2 separate regions of the Homo sapiens genome follow, and region 2 is linked to region 1. A link is an interaction called in ENCODE POLR2A ChIA-PET data of the cell type or tissue named here. Cell type or tissue: PC-9. All regions are shown on one strand.

The links. Peaks named below come from ENCODE experiments on the same cell type or tissue, not always from the same donor. Only the 100,000 strongest peaks of a DNase experiment are listed, where the experiment ranks them.
Region 2: POLR2A ChIA-PET joins it to region 1 with 19 read pairs; 3 of 35 experiments call an interaction of 5 or more read pairs at or near these places.

What each region holds. Positions count from the first base shown.
Region 1 is chr1:7,801,108-7,809,107 of GRCh38, reverse strand. It overlaps PER3 (period circadian regulator 3), which reads right to left. Exons shown (of 22, transcript NM_001377275.1): 8 at 7,917-7,995; 9 at 5,955-6,061; 10 at 5,260-5,416; 11 at 110-215. Among named protein-coding and RNA genes, the nearest start is that of PER3, 21 kb to the right of the region's middle. In PC-9, CTCF peaks have their summits at 450 and 649; no DNase peak of the experiment used is centred here.
Region 2 is chr1:8,087,259-8,095,258 of GRCh38, reverse strand. All of the region lies in intron 2 of ERRFI1-DT (ERRFI1 divergent transcript), which reads right to left. Among named protein-coding and RNA genes, the nearest start is that of ERRFI1-DT, 65 kb to the right of the region's middle. RefSeq lists an enhancer at 1-790. In PC-9, no CTCF peak of the experiment used is centred here; DNase peaks (open chromatin) are centred at 4,098 and 4,888; H3K27ac peaks cover 4,552 bases.

The sequences.
Region 1 (8,000 bases):
GGGCAAAGATTTGTCTCCCTTTACAGTTTATTTTTGTGAAGTGAATTTACTGAGCATTAAAACAAAACACAATTCAGGGAACTTTGCATTTTTAACAATCTCACCTTACCTGTAAGAGAAGTTTGTAAATTTGTTCTTGTAATTCTGTTATGTCTTTGTCATTATCGTTCATCTTTTTAATTTTGGTAGCAAAAACATCCTCATTTAGTGGGCTCCTAGAAAATGCCCAGTGAGAGACTGAGTCAAACAATTTAAATGAAGTCGAAAGTGATTTTTAATAGACTATTCCAAGAATAGATCTATGCTTTTACAAAACAATTCTTTGACTCCAAAGAAAAAATATGAGGCTAGAATTCTATTCATGAAGGTACAGAAAATAATAAGAAACAAATGAGACATTAACAGGCCCCTTAAGTTTCTCTAAAGCACTCATCTTTCTGTAATGGTTTCAGTGCTATATATGTACAAATCTGAAATCAGGGACAAGTAACCTCCTTAGCTACTAAAATATCTTCAGCAAATAACTGGTTTCAAAATTTGACAGTAACTGAGTAACTGTAACTTACTCTAAGAATTTTAAAGACCCCAAGTTTTCCAAACAACATTTAATGTTTATTGCACCTAACACTTAAGCTATCTAATTAAGACAGTTCTGCAACCCACCCTAGTGGTGAAAATGTAGCTATTACAATACCTTCGGTCTTATTTATACTCAAATTTTAGAGCATCTTCAATCTATGACCTGAATACAGTGAATGGCACACATGCCAACAGAGAGGATTACAAAGAAGGGAAGGAACTGATGTTTACTTGGGACCTTCTATGTGACAGGCACTGTACTATACTAGTTTTTTTTTTTTTTTTTTTTTTTTTTTGAGACAGAGTCTTGCTCTGTCACCCAGGCTGGAGTGCAGTAGCATAATCTTGGTTCACTGCAATCTTTGCCACCCAGGTTCAGGCGATCCTCCTGCCTCAGCCTCCCGAGTAGCTGGGATTACAGGTGCACGCCACCACGCCTGGCTAATTTTTGTATTTTTAGTAGAGACGGGGTTTCGCCATGTTGGCCAGGCTGGTCTTGAACTCCTGACCTCAAATGATCCACCCGCTTCGGCCTCCCAAAGTGCTGGCATTACAGGAGTGTGCCACTGCACCCAGCCTGTACTAGTTTTTATAACATAGAAGAATACCTGACATTTTGAAAATCCTTATTATTCCAAGTGCTTTACACGTATTTTCTCCTTCACCTGATTAAATACCTTTTCCAGGTGGCCTGGCAGGTAAGGGGGAAGCAGGTGTTCACGAAGGGACCAGAGTCTGGGCTCCAGAGTCCACCCTGTGTGCCACCACACTGTACTGCCTGTGGGTACCTTGGTAAAGCAAGTCCCATTCGTGAGGCATACTGAATCAGCTGCATCAGCTCACGGAGTTCTCACAACAACCCAGAAAGTAGGAATTATCCCCGATACACAAAGTCAGGGGATGAGGTACTCTGAGGAACTGGCCCAAGTTCACATAACCGAGAAGCAGCAGTTAGGATTTGAATCCGCCTACGTCTGACCCCCAAGCCTGGGCTGTCCTTTTTCCATTATGCCAGCCTGCCGTTTCTCAACTGATACATGCAGCTCAGTTACCTAAAAACTGAAACAGTTTCCCAAAGGCAGAAATTATCAAGACAATCATAGGATGCTGACAGTATCGTAAAAGCAGTCAGGAATATCTCCACGTCTAGGGACTATTCACTCACCCTGCACATTTCCATCACAGTGGAACAGCTGCACCAATCGCCTTTCTCTACTTTAGCATCTAGACTGTATCTAGATCAATATCTATCTGCATGGCGTCAGGTACACCATATGTCTGTGGCAAGCAGTACCTGAATATATAACCTTATTTCACAACTTGACACACTATACGTTTTATGTAACTGTCTCTCCCTATATCCCACTGCCAGGTAAGTGCCACGGGGTGAGGTATTTTGTCTACTTTGTTCACTCCTGGATCTTCAGTACCTAGAACAGTGTCTGGTCCATAGCAGGCACCCACTACATATTTGCTAAAGGAACAAATACATGGTTGATTGATCTGGGAATAAAAGTACACCTGGTTCCTAATATAAACACATTGTGAGCTTGAAAACCTTTCAGAGGTATTTGGAATTTGTTTTTTGAGTGAAATGGAAATAGAACAGATTGCTTTATGAGATTTACATATTCCTAGTTGTGAAAATTTCTACAAAACTAAATTGTGTATGTATGTGTGTGTGTGTATGTAATATATATATATATATATATATATTTTTTTTTTTTTTTTTTAAGAGACAGGGTCTTGCTCTGCTGCCCAGCCTGGAGTGCAGTGGTGCAATTCTGGCTCACTACTGCCTTGAACACCTGGACTCAAGCAACCCTCTTGCCTCAGCCTCCTAAGTAGCTGGGACTACAGGCACGTACCACCATGCCCAACTAATTTTTGTTTTTAAATTTTTTGTAGAGAAGGGGTCTCACTATCTTGCCCAGGCCAGTCTTGAACTCCTGGCCTCAAGTGATCCTCCTGCCTCAGCCTCCCAAAGTGCTGGGATTATAAGCGTAAGACACTAAAATGTATTTTAAGTCAGTAACTATGTAATGCAGAACTGATTAATCTGCAGGCAATAAGGAGACAGCCTTCATGAAACAGCAACAAAAATGCCATGAAGTATTTATTGCTTTGCTGTGTATGTGAAGTGAAGTAGGAGTAAGAGAGAAAACTTGGCTGCAGTCTCCACTTTCACTCCTCCCGAAGTGATCCCTGGGAAGGCTACTCTAGTTTACTGAGTATGGATTTTACCTGTAAAATGAGAGCTGAGGACACCTGACCTGCTTGCCTGCAGTGCTGCTGGGAAGGACTGAGAGAGATACAGGCAGGGTCCCTTGCTAAACAGTCTTGCAGCCCCCTTCCCATTTCAACTGTCACACTTACCAAACTCTAGTTATATATGACAGTGCCATTTTTATTTACTGTCTCTCCCATTACAGTGTGGGTTTCCTGATGGTAAAGAGAATGTTTTGATTACCATTACATTCTCAAGGCCCAGCACACTGTCTTACACAGAGCTTTATACTTTATAAATATAATGAATAATTAATATTTTATGAGCAAGATTAATACCTACTAGACCTTAAATCCTTTCCCTCACATAATCTTTGTTGTTAAGATGTAAATACCAGTGTAATTTTTTAAAATACTGAAAACATTCTGAATATTCATTATATGTTGCATAATTTCACATATATTTCATCAAAGAACTGAAAAGAGAGCTTCAGAAATCCAGGCCGTATCTTTAACCCTGACTGGGGCTGGGGAACACAGACCATCAACGAGCCCCAGATGGAAGCCTCATGAAGGCATCTTACTGGCTGCAGTTTCCTACGTTCATGCCAAGCAACCATCGGATTTCATGTTCATTTCCCAATAGGTTTCCGTACTTGGGGGGTATGGGGTGGGGAGAAGGGACAAAGTCCTTTCTGAGCAATACCAATGGTAATTACTTGGCAGCTGTATTTCTTAATAATCAAATTCGTTTTCTAGCACAAATCAGTCTCATGAGTTAGGGCGGCCAGGAGCCCATTTCTTCCATTAAGTTCTACACGTGCTCTGCGGAGGGGCCAAACCCTGGAGTAGAAAGAGGTAAGAGCAACCTTGAGACCTCTTCTCACCATGGCTCGGCATCATCTCTACTGTAATATTAACAGGTGATCAAATACGTCTTACTGGTAGATCTACTGTTCTCAGGTTCATGTTCATGTAGACAATGCTGTATAACAAGATACCAAAAAACATAACTTCTCGATCTCAGCATGATACTGGAGTCAAGTAAAATTTCCATGCTTAAAAAAGATAGACATCAGAGGGAAACCTAGAGCCAGGTCAAAAGGCCTAGAGTTCAATTAAAAATGGACCACAGGGTTGGGCGTGATGGCTCACACCTGTAAGCCCAGCACTTTGGGAGGCCAAGGTGGGTGGATCATTTGAGGTCAGGAGTTCGAGACCAGCCTGGCCAACATGGTGAAACCTGTCTCTATTAAAAATACAAAAATGAGCTGGGTGTGGTGGCGTGCACCTGTAATCCCAGCTACTGGAGAGGCTGAGGCAGGAGAAACGTTTGAACCCAGGAGGCGGAAGTTGCAGTGAGCCGCGATCAGGCCACTGTACTCCAGCCTGGGTGACAGACTGAGATCCTGTCTCAAAAAAAAAAAAAGGACTAAAGATTCAAGGGCCTAGGGGTAGGGGTACTGTAGCCTACAAGAAGTTGTGGGCCGGGCTGGTCTCGTTCCATTCCACATGATGCTGTTACGTGGATGGGCAACAGCAAGCAAACAAGCTGGTGTCAGCTGTGCTGGCAGGAAAAGAAGTATTAAAAAATGGACACAGTCCGGGCGCAGTGGCTCGTACCTTCAAAATTCCAGCACTCTGGGAGGCTGAGGCAGGAGGATGCTTGAGTACAGGAGTTTGAGACCAGCCTGGGCAACATGGCAAAACCCCATCTCTACAAAAAATACAAGAAAGGGCTGAATGTGTTGGCAGGCACCTGTGGGCCCAGCTACTTGGGAGGCTGAAGTGGGAGGATCACCTGAGCCAGGGGAGGTTAAGGCTGCACTGAGCTGTGATCGCATCACTGCACTCCAGCCTGGGCAACAGAGGGAGAACCTGTCTCAAAGAAAAAAAAAAAAAAAGACACAAACAAGTGGAATTTGATGGCGGAAGGCTGATATAAAAAGTTTTACATGCTCACTAAAGAGATCTTTAAAAAAAAAAAAAAAGAAAGAAAGAAACACTTGTAGGTCCTAGTACCTACACTTAACCAAAATTCATATTTTATTTCCTTTCAATTCTCTTTTCCTTATTTCATAGTATGTTCGTTTTAAACATAATTATAATCATAGGTATAAATAATTTTGTATGCTGATTTTTATATTTAAAAATCAAATATTTTTCCATGTTATGTGATCTCTGCAAAAATTTTCATTGACCAATATAATAATACATCAAGCAAATATTCCAGAGTTTACTTAATGATGGATATTTAAGCTACTTTAAGGCTGATATTATGACTTCTTTTAAGGCTCACGGTACACACTGTCAAACTGTCTCCCCAAAGCACCGAAAACAAATCTGTGCTTTATTTAGTTTATGTGTCAATTGAGTCAGAGGGCAGTCAATAAGCTAAGGAATATTATTTGATACAAGAGATGTTTTAGAAAATATGAAAACTGACTGGCTTACGTTCGAACTTTATGCCGACCAATGATGAAAGAAATCTTCCGGCTCCAGGGATTCACAAAGCTGGACCAACTGGAATCCAGTATGATGTAGTCTCCGTTTTGAGTACAAAATCGAATGGGAGAATGTTCAAAGGGAGGATGCCCTGCATACTTCAAAACTATATAAAATAATAAGACAAAAATAGGATTTACTTAACACAGATACTGATTACAAATGTCCTTTTTAAGCCATTTATTTGTAAATGTTTTAGTGGTTTTTTTTGAGATTGAGTCTCGCTCTGTTGCCTAGGCTGGAGTGCAGTGGCATGATATTGGCTCACTGCAACTTCCGCCTCCCAGGTTCAAGCAGTTCTTGTGCCTCAGCCTCCTGAGTAGCTGAGATTACAGGCGTGCACCACCATGCCTGGCTAATTTTTGTACTTTTAGTATAGATGGGTTACACCATGTTGGCCAGGCTGGTCTCCAACTCCTGACCTCAGGCAATTCGCCCACCTCGGCCTCCCAAAGTGCTGGGATTACAGGTGTGACCCACTGTGCCTGGCCTGTTTTAGTATGTTTAAATAGAAAACAATTGCTTTAGCAGCTTCAATGTAATGCCTCTCTGGTTAAAGGTTGCGCTCTAATGAGATGAAAAGAAAAATTAGAACAAATCAATGAGAGAAAAATATTTCCTCCTATAAAGGAGTAGGTCCTGACCTTTTTGGTGTATGGCAACCATCAGAGAACGATCTTCAGGGTGCAGGTAGCTTAGGATCGATGTTCCAATCAGGTCCTGAGGTAGGTAACCCAGCAAAGGCACTGCTCTGGGATACAGATACACAACACAGGTGGCATACTCATCAGGTAATTCTTATACACTTTTAAAAATACTTCTGTATTTCATTCTAAATGTGAGACAATTTTATGCAAAGCTGTTTATCTTAGCATTTATAAAAACAGCAAAGAACCCAAGTGCCCATCCTGGGGGAAATGGCTGTATAATCTAACACATGTTGGTCATCTGACACATTACATCAAAATCATCTAGCGAACTTGCTAAAATACAGATCCACAGTCTCGCTGTATGCTTACTAAATCAGAAGCTCTGGAAATAAGACCAGGCATCTGTCTTTTAGCAAGTTCCTTAGAGGACTCTGATGCCCTCCATAATTATGTTTATGTTGCCATTTAAAAAGTCTACAAAAAGCACATCGTAACGTAGAAAGATGCTGATGATGTTAAATGAATAATGCAGGTTGCTAATTCATACAGCATAATTAAAATTACATAAAAACAATGTCACCTAGGCCAGGCACGGTGGCTCACGCCTGTAATCCCAGCACTTTGGGAGGCTGAGGCGGGCAGACTGCCTGAGGTCAGGAGTTCGAGACCAGTCTGGCCAACATGGTGAAACCCCATCTCTACTGAAAATATAAAAAAATTAGCCGGGTGTGGTGGTGTGTGCCTGTAATCTCAGTTATTTGGGAGGCTGAGGCAGGTGAATTGCTTGAACCAGGGAGGTGGAGGTTGCAGTGAGCCAAGACCGCACCACTGCACTCCAGCCCGGGCAACAGTGTGAGACTCCATCTCAAAAACAAAACAAAAAAAACACAATGTCACCCAAAAGGTAATATCAGATAGACAGACAGCTAGTACACAGAAATAGTTTCAGGATAAAGGTTCATGGGAAACTTACGATGGTAAGACTAAGGATGCTTCAGAAAAAACTGGATTCCGTAAATATTTTCCCTGTGTAAAAACCCACAAATATTTTCTAATACAAGAGATTTAAGCTATTTTTAGAATTATATTTAGCTGAATTTTCTTACTTTATACAGGTTAAGTATCTCACACATTACTATTTGGTTTCAGGGTAGACATTATCAAATACACTGATTTTCAGATGTTAAATTTTTTTAATAAAAAATTATCAAGAAAATGTTTCTGACATTTTTGCTTTTCAGTTATGTGTGGTGTGGTGTGTTGGTTCCCAGATTTTTGAATTTCATGAGTAAGTAAAATGTTAAAATAAATGTGGGGAAAAAATGCGGGATACTGATGTAGTGATACTGATATTTACTTTTTCCAAATAAAGATACTAAAAAACAGCATTAAGCAATAACTACTACCTACTATCACTATCCTTTAAATAACAAAGACTATTTCAACATCCCCCAAAAGTAGGAAGGACAGAAGTTCAAAATAAAGAACAATTCTTTACAAAAAATAATCTGTTCTCCCCACCTTCGCCCCCACTTCAGACTAACTGAAATTTCATCATAAACTGATTTGAGAAGCACTTGGCAAGTGTAAATAACACCAGAATAAGTGCTAGAAGACCAGAGTCTTGGTCCCAGTTTGAGCGCAATCAGATACTATACATCTGTTCTCAGCAAACTGGCCGGTGGGTTCATTGTCTTCTCTGTAAAATGAAATAATTCTTGGCCTACCTAAAGCATACTGTTTAGAAATCAAATACAACTTGTAATCACTTTATAATATGCAAAATATTTATATTAAAAATTTAGACAACATACATTTCCATGTAACAAAAATCAAATAGGCAAATGGACAGATTTCAATTACATAATGTATAAACATGCAAACATAATGTAATCTTCTTCACATTTATATTTATTTTCAGAAACAAATTTCTTTTAGGCTTAAAGAAGTACTTACTTTTCATCTACTTCAAGAAAAACACACCCTGGGGTGTGTGTGGTGGTGAAGATTCTTTTATTCACTGGGATCCGAGGAGCTAAG
Region 2 (8,000 bases), 290 kb before region 1:
AGGCATTTTAAGGGATTCCAGTGTTTTTCTGCCTTCTTCACTTCGGCTCATTCCCTTGTGGAAAACATCGCTTGTGCTGACCAGAGGATGAGCTCTTGGCCCCTTCTGATTCACAGCCTTTTCCTGTGAACCACGGCTCTCAGCGCTAAAAGCAGGATGTCACGCTCATATTTGTTTTGCTTCTCCCCTCTCACCAGGAGTTTAAACCGACTTAGATTAAGAAACTCGAATCTCCGCCATGCTTTTTGATCTTTGGTTAAAGTTCAACGTGACAAGCACATTTGCTGCCCATGGGCACTTTGCCCTCTGATGTGGAGGAGCTCACCATGTCTCAGCAAGAAACACACAACACAACACACCTCACATTTGGGGATGGACGCGTCTCCCTAGGAGCCCTTGATGGCTCTGAAAGTTTGGTATCCAAACTTTTGGATTCCTTTCAAAGAAAAAAATCATCATGAAAGCTCTGCCAAGATTTGAAAAGTGAAGTGGATGGAGTGACTTCATCTTTGAATGCAAGAGGCAGATCACTGGGTGGAGTTAATAAGGGCAGAGGTGAGTCATGGAGTCCTGAGATGCAAATATAATTACAGCTCATTTAGAAATGAGCACGTATGTACATGACCTTTATTCTCCACCAAAGCTGCACGAGTGCTCACTTCCATGCTGACATGGACAGCCCGTGGAAATAAGGCCAAGCAGCAGGAACCAGACATCTGACCGTGTTGACGGAGATTAGATGGCTCCGAGTGGATGAGGCGTTGAGAAACCCTAGCTGCCATTTATCAGTTACATACCTGAAGAGTTCAAGATACGCAACTGGCAGGAGGGACCAGTTGGTCTCCACCATGCTGATGGTTAGAGTCTATAATGATTTGCCAGACTGAGGTTGCATCTCCCAGCTTCCCTGTTCCATGCCTCCACTTCCAGCCTCACGCTGACCCTGCAGCTTCCCTCTTCCTTCCCTTCAATAATCCCTGATATTTAGATTTTGCTTTTATGGCTCTTCAGGGTTTATACTGCTCAAACCGTGTTCATTTGCTTCCTTTGAAATGACATCTTCACCTGCCTCTCCTGTCATTTTCCCATCCATCCTGGTTCCTCACCTCTAACTTGCACTATCTCAAGAGTCTCCTCGTTTCTTGTCTCGTTTGCCCTTTGGTTTATCCTAGACCTCACTGCCAGATTTGTTGCCCCAAAATGCCCGTTGCTCAGAAATCTTTGATACTTTTCCACCACCTGCAGACTCCGCAACCTGACATTCAGACGTAAAACCTGCCCAATTCTACATCGTCAGAACTCTCTCCTGCTCCGGTCTACCTGATGGCCCCCCTGTAACACACCCATACCGTGTTCAGGGCTGGCTCTTGGCTCGTAATGTCTCCTCAGTCTCCTCTGTGTCAAATGAATGACCTGGCCTCCAAAGTCCAGTCCAGGTGGAGCCTCCCTGTGAGGCCTCACCAACAGTCTCCTAGCTTCTTATCCCCTCAATGTGAATGCACGGCTGCCTCCTGCTCAGATGCCAGTTCCTCCACAAAGCATCCCTATTCCTCCCAGCTGGAAGGGACCCCCGCCCCCTGACCTCTGCCACTTTCATGAATGCCCATGACACATATCACAAACTGCCTGATTGTATAGTTATTTCCCTGTTAGATTATAAACTCACTGGTGATAGGAGCCGTGTCTTACTCATCTTTTTATACCTTGCAGCGCCCAACACAGTATATTATCAAAAACTATCTGTTGGATGAATAAACAAAGCACTTAAAGCAACAGACTTTTTGTTTTTTTTTTTTTTTGGAGACAGAGTCTGCTCTGTCACTCAGGCTGGAGTGCAGGGGCGCGATCATAGTTCACTGCAGCCTCCACCTTCCAGGGTCAAGCACTCCTCCTGCCTCAGCCTCCTGAGTAGCTAGGACTAGAGGTGCATGCCACCATGCCCAGTTAACTTTGTTTTCTTCTTGGAAAAAAAAATATATTTTGTAGAGATGGGGTCTTGCCATGTTGCTCAGGCTGGTCTCAAATTCCTGGCCTCAAGCAATTCTCCATGGCCTCTCAAAGTGCTAGGATTACAGGCATGAGCCACCTCTCCTGGCTCGCAATAGACATCTTAACCCCAACTGATAGATGACCTTGAATGCTCTCTCCTTAGTCAATGACACGCTGTCATCCCAGTCTGATCAGCCTGTGTCTTTCAAAAGATCCACCACGGTCCACCTCATTATTCATCCAAAGTTGTGCCACTTTATGTGACACTTCAGTTTTGTTTGACAAATTAGTGTGTAATAAGGATAATAAATGTCACACATTTCAGTACACCTGTGATTACACATGGCAGACGTATCAGAGGTCAACCTCGCTAGCCTCTTGAACAGGCTGCTCAAAAATATAAAGTCTTTGAGTCAGCTGCAGCAGCTGAGTATGAACGGGGTGGAAAGACGGCACGTGCGGTCACACCAGATTCTGGGGCCAGTAAGTGATTTACGTTACACACACTCTCTTTTGTCCTCACCCTTCTAATATGCCCAACCTTTTACAAACAGCATGACGAAATCCCTGTTCACATCCATCAAAATGTCCTGAAATTAAATGTCATCCTCCTCACCACTCATGTCTTTCCAACTTCACGCCACCATCTCCTCCCGGTCGCCCACAGTTTTCCTGTCCATGAACCTTTTTTGGTGCTGAAATGCCATGTGTTTCTTTCAGTAGCGACACTAGTGTTGTCACTACCACAGTTGTCTGTCATGCCTATGTCAAAGACACTCAGAGTACTTTATGGCCCTCGGGTCATTACCATGTTATTAATTGACATAATAATTCCATAATGTAATTAACAAACATACTCTCCACGGAGGAAACTAAAGCTCAGAAAGATTAAGTAACCAGCCCCAGGATATTACAAGGTCAACATCAGGACCAAGACTGGAAATAAGGTCTTTTTTTTTTTTTTTTTTTCTGAGACAGAGTCTTGCTCTGTTGCCCAAGCTAAAGTCCAGTGAGTCAATCTTGGCTCACTACAACCTCCACCTCCTGGGTTCAAGTGATTCTCCTGCCTCAAGCCTCCCGAGTAGCTGTGACCACAGGCATGCGCCACCACCCCTGGCTGATTTTTGTATTTTTAGTAGAGACAGGGTTTCACGATGTTGGCCAGCCTGGTCTTGAACTCCTGGCCTCAAGCGATTTACCTGCCTCACCTCCCAAAGTGCTGGGCTAGCAAGCCTGGCCAAAAATAAGGTCTTCTAATTCAGTGCTAGATTTGGAAGGCCATGCTCTTATCTTTCCCTGTGGCGTGCTCTGAAGGATGCAACAAGAAACCACAAGCAGGGCACCAAAAAAAAAAAAAGCTATCTTCCAAAAATAACAGACATTTAATCCCCAGCTAGTCCATTCTCTGAACAATTGCCATTCATCCTTATTTTTTCTTGCCTGGGGAGAATTGACCTGTCTCTCAACATTGGGAATGGCCTCTGCCTTCTCCAGAGGAACTTGTGTGCTTCAGCCTCCAGTCCATGAGAGTCTCTCAACTGCTCTCTCTGCTTTGGGTGCTAAGACATAAATCAGATTATGTCATGTCTTAGCCCAAAACCCTCCAATGAAGCCAGGCGTGGTGGCTCATGCCTGTAATCCCAGCACTTTGGAAGGCCAAGGCAGGCGGATCTCTTGAGACCAGGCTAGGCAATATGGCCAAACCCCATCTCTGCAAAAAAATACAAAAAGAAAACTAGCCAGGCTAGGTGGTGCACATCTGTAGTAGGTGGGAGGATCACCTGAGCCCAGGAGGTTGAGGCTGCAGTGAGCCGTCATCGTGCCACTGCACTCCAGCCCAGGTGATAGAGTGAGACCTGGTCTCAAACAACAAAAGCCCTCAATGGCTTCCCCTGTCACTCAAAGTAAAAGCCAAAGTCATTATGGTGCAGTTTTCTCTGATGTGGCCCCTGACCCCCTCTCTGTTCCTGTCCCCTCCTGCGCTCCCCCGTGTTCACCACATTCCAGTTGTGCATTTGTGCTCACAGGCACACTTGGCCATGGTGCCTTTGCACGTGCTCTTCCTTTTGCCTGGAATGTTCTCCCCCAGATGTCCACGTTACTCACAGATTATTGAGGTCATTAATCATATGTCACCTTCCCAGTGACACCTTCCTGGATCACCCCATTTACTATTTCTTTTTCCTTTTTTTTTTTTTTTTGAGACAGAGTCTCACTCTGTCACCCAGGCTGGAGTGCAATGGTGCAATCTCAGCTCACTGCAACTTCTGCCTCCTGGATTCAAGTGATTCTCCCGCCTCAACCTCCCGAGTAGCTGGGATTACAGGCATGGGCCACCATACCTGGCTAATTTTTGTATTTTTAGTAGAGATGGGGTTTTGCCGTGATGACCAGGCTGGTCTTGAACTCCTGGACTCAAGTGATCTGCTTGCCTCAGTCTCCCAAAGTGCTGGGATTACAGGCATGGGCCACTGTGCCCGGCCCCCATTTACTATTTTGATCTCCCTGCTGCCTCTACCCCAGCTTGTTCAAGATCCTGTTCTTACCTAATTTTTTCCCCTAGTCCTTGACATTCCCAACGTATTTTACTAATTTGTCTTGTTTGCTATCCCTACCCAGTACAGCAGGCCAGTGATCACAGAGGGATAGAAACACACATCTTTGGGACAGAGGAAGGGAGTACTATACACAATAGTGACTAATGCTATCATAAACTGTGCTCAATTGCTTTTTATACTACTGCTAAGAGCCATTACAAAGTCACTTGTGGTTTGAATTGCTTTAAAATTCAGAATACTATTAATTTCCGGTGAATAATTCCAAGAAACATGGTACTTGGGGAAGAATTAAGATGTTTTCAGAACAGCACAAAAAGCTGCCTGATGTGGATCTGGAGTAAAAGATTATGCTGCTGAAGTCATTTTCCTGTTGAGTAAACCACAGCAGGCAAGTCAGTGGATATTTTGAGATTTACTGTACTCTGATTCATTCAAAATGAGATTCCACATGATAATATGTTTCTTTAAAGTGTTCTGGAAGAAAGTCCTTTCCATTCCAGTTCATTTTTTTTAAAGCATTTATCATTTCCAGGTTTAGAAATTACGGGATTATACCAAAAAGTTTTCTTACGGGTTACTCAATAAGATTAAAAAGAGTGAGAGAATTAAAATGGACAAATGTATTCAGCTAAATTCAGCATTCATCAAATACCTGAGCAAATGATTTCACCACCCTTGGCTTTGTTTTGTGCACATGTAAGAGGTCAAGGAAGCAGTCACCTTATACAGAGGCTGACTGTATGAGCCCCTCTCTCCCCCATGAAGTCAAGGTGCGTCGGGGACAGAACTCAGCTGCCGGGAGACTTGGCCCCAAATTGACCAGAATTGTTCCCTGATACCAAGATTCATTGGTGGAAGAGCTCCCGGGTCCATGTGAGGATCCATTTTGTTCTCGCTCATTCTCTGCTTCTACTTACATTGTTCATAACCCCAAGCCCACAGGACAGCTGCAAAACCCATGGTACAGTTTTACCATCAGAACTACCAGCCTCGAATGTCCCTGCCCTTCTCACAAGATTCAGAGGAAACCCAGGAGATGATGACTAAGATTTTTCACAGAAAAGTCTGTCTCAGATGGCATCCTAATGCACTAAAACACCCACGAAGCAGCCTCTGTCCTCCTCATGCCTGTATTCCCAGACGCCTACCACTGTAACAGGCATATAAGAAATGTTCAAGAAATGGTTACTAAATGAAAGCTTTTGTTAAATTCATTTCTTAACGTTCAGTATCTTAAAGGACATTTTGTCTATCTGCATAGAGAGAGTCTAATAGTGTTTAGCACTGAGCTCTTTTGAAAGAGAAGCACTATCTATGTATCTATCTATCATCTATCTATCTATCTATCTATGTATCTATCTATCTATGTATCTATGTATCTATCTATCATCTATCTATCTGTCTATCTATCTATCTATCTATCTATCTATCTATCTATCTATCTATCGATCTATCTATCTGTCTATCATCTATCTATCGGCAAAAGGCAATATGGGCCAGGTGCAGTGACTCACACCTGTAATCCCAGCACTTTGGGAGGCCAAGGTGGGAGGGTCACTTGAGCCCAGGAGTTTAAGCCCAGCCTGGGCAACATGGTGAAACCCTACCTCTACAAAAACAAACAAACAAAAACAAAAGGCAATATGTTTAAAGCTGAATTATTTTAAATAATTTAAAATATATGTACCATGGTCACTGGAACACCAGAATAATCTGAAGCATCAGGTGAAAAAACGACTAACTGCACATAAATGGAAATGCTTCGCTTTTCAAGCCTGCATTTCAAAAATGGATTAACAATAAACTGTACTATATTCATGCACTGAAACGCCATACAGCAATGCAGGGGATGGACTATTGGTGCACAGCAAAATGAGAATGCGCTGAGGGGCCGGGCGTGATGGCTCACGCCTGTAATCCCAGCACTTTGGGAGGCCGAGGCGGGTGCATCACCTGAGGTCAGGAGTTTGAGACCAGCCTGGCCAACATGGCAAAACCCCGTCTCTACTAAAAATACAAAAACTAGCCAGGTGTGGTGGCACCTGCCTGTAATCTCAGCTACTTGGGAGGCTGAGAAAGGAAAATCGCTTGAACCCGGGAGGCAGAGGTTGCAGTGAGTCGAGATCATGCCACTGCACTCCAACCTAGGGGATAGAGCACGACTCTGCCTCCCAAAAAAAAAAAAAAAAAAAAAAAAAAAAATTATGCTGAGTGAACAGGGCTTTCCACAAATGAGTACAAATTGTATGATTCTATTTATGTGAAGTTCTTGAAGAGGCAAAACTAGTCTGTGGTAGAAAAACATTAGAACACCAGTTATCCTGGGAGCTGGAACAGGGATGATCTGGGAGGGGCAGGGGAGAACTTCATGAAGTTAGGGTGATGTTGTACATCTCTTCTTTTTTTTCCCCTTTTCTTTTTTTTTGAGACAGAATTTTGCTCCTGTCACCCAGGCTGGAGTGCAATGGCACGATTTCAGCTCACTGCAAACTCCACCTCCCAGGTTCAAGTGATTCTCCTGCCTCAGCCTCCCAAGTAGCTGGGATTACAAGTGCATGCTGCCATGCCCAGTTAATTTTTGTATTTTTAGTAGAGACGGGGTTTTGCCATGGTGGCCAGGCTGGTCTCAAACTCCTGACCGCAAGTGATCCACCCGTCTCCGCCTCCCAAACATCTTATTAGGTGTTGTTAGGGGTTTCCATTACAAAAGCATATACATTAGTGAAAATTAATCTGAAGATACACTTAAGAGTTATGCATTTTATTGCATACAAATTTTTCCTCAAAAACATAACCATACACAAATATTTCATTCTAGTTAACAATAGGTGTGTTGAAGTGTTCAGGGACAAAGTGTACTGACCACTGCAACTTACTGTGAAGCACATCCAAAAAAAGATGGAGTCATGTAAAAAAAAGAAAGGAATCCATAAAAATGCTCGTGGATCGTCCTGGCTAACAGGGTGAAACCCCGTCTCCGCTAAAAAAAAGAAATACAAAATAACCCAGCGTGGTGGCGGGCGCCTGTAGTCCTAGCTACTCGGGAGGCTGAGGCAGGAGAATGGCGTGAACCGGGGAGGAGGAGCTTGCAGTGAGCCGAGATCACACCACTGCACTTCAGCCTGGGCGACAGAGCGAGACTCTGTCTCAAAAAAAAAAAAAATGCTCATGGATCAGCTAATTTGTGTAAAAGAAATCTAGAAAGGATAAACTAGAGGCCCAGCATGGTGACTCATGCCTGTAATGCCAGCACTTTGGGAGGCCGAGATGGACAGATCACCTGAGGTCAGGAGTTCAGGACCAGCCTGGACAACATGGCAAAATCCCATCTCTACTAAAAATACAAAAATCAGTCAGGCATTGTGGTGGCAGGCACCTATAATTCCAGCTGCTCAGTAGGCTGAGGCAGGAGAATTGCTTGAACCCAGGAGGTGGAGGTTGCAGTGAGCCAAG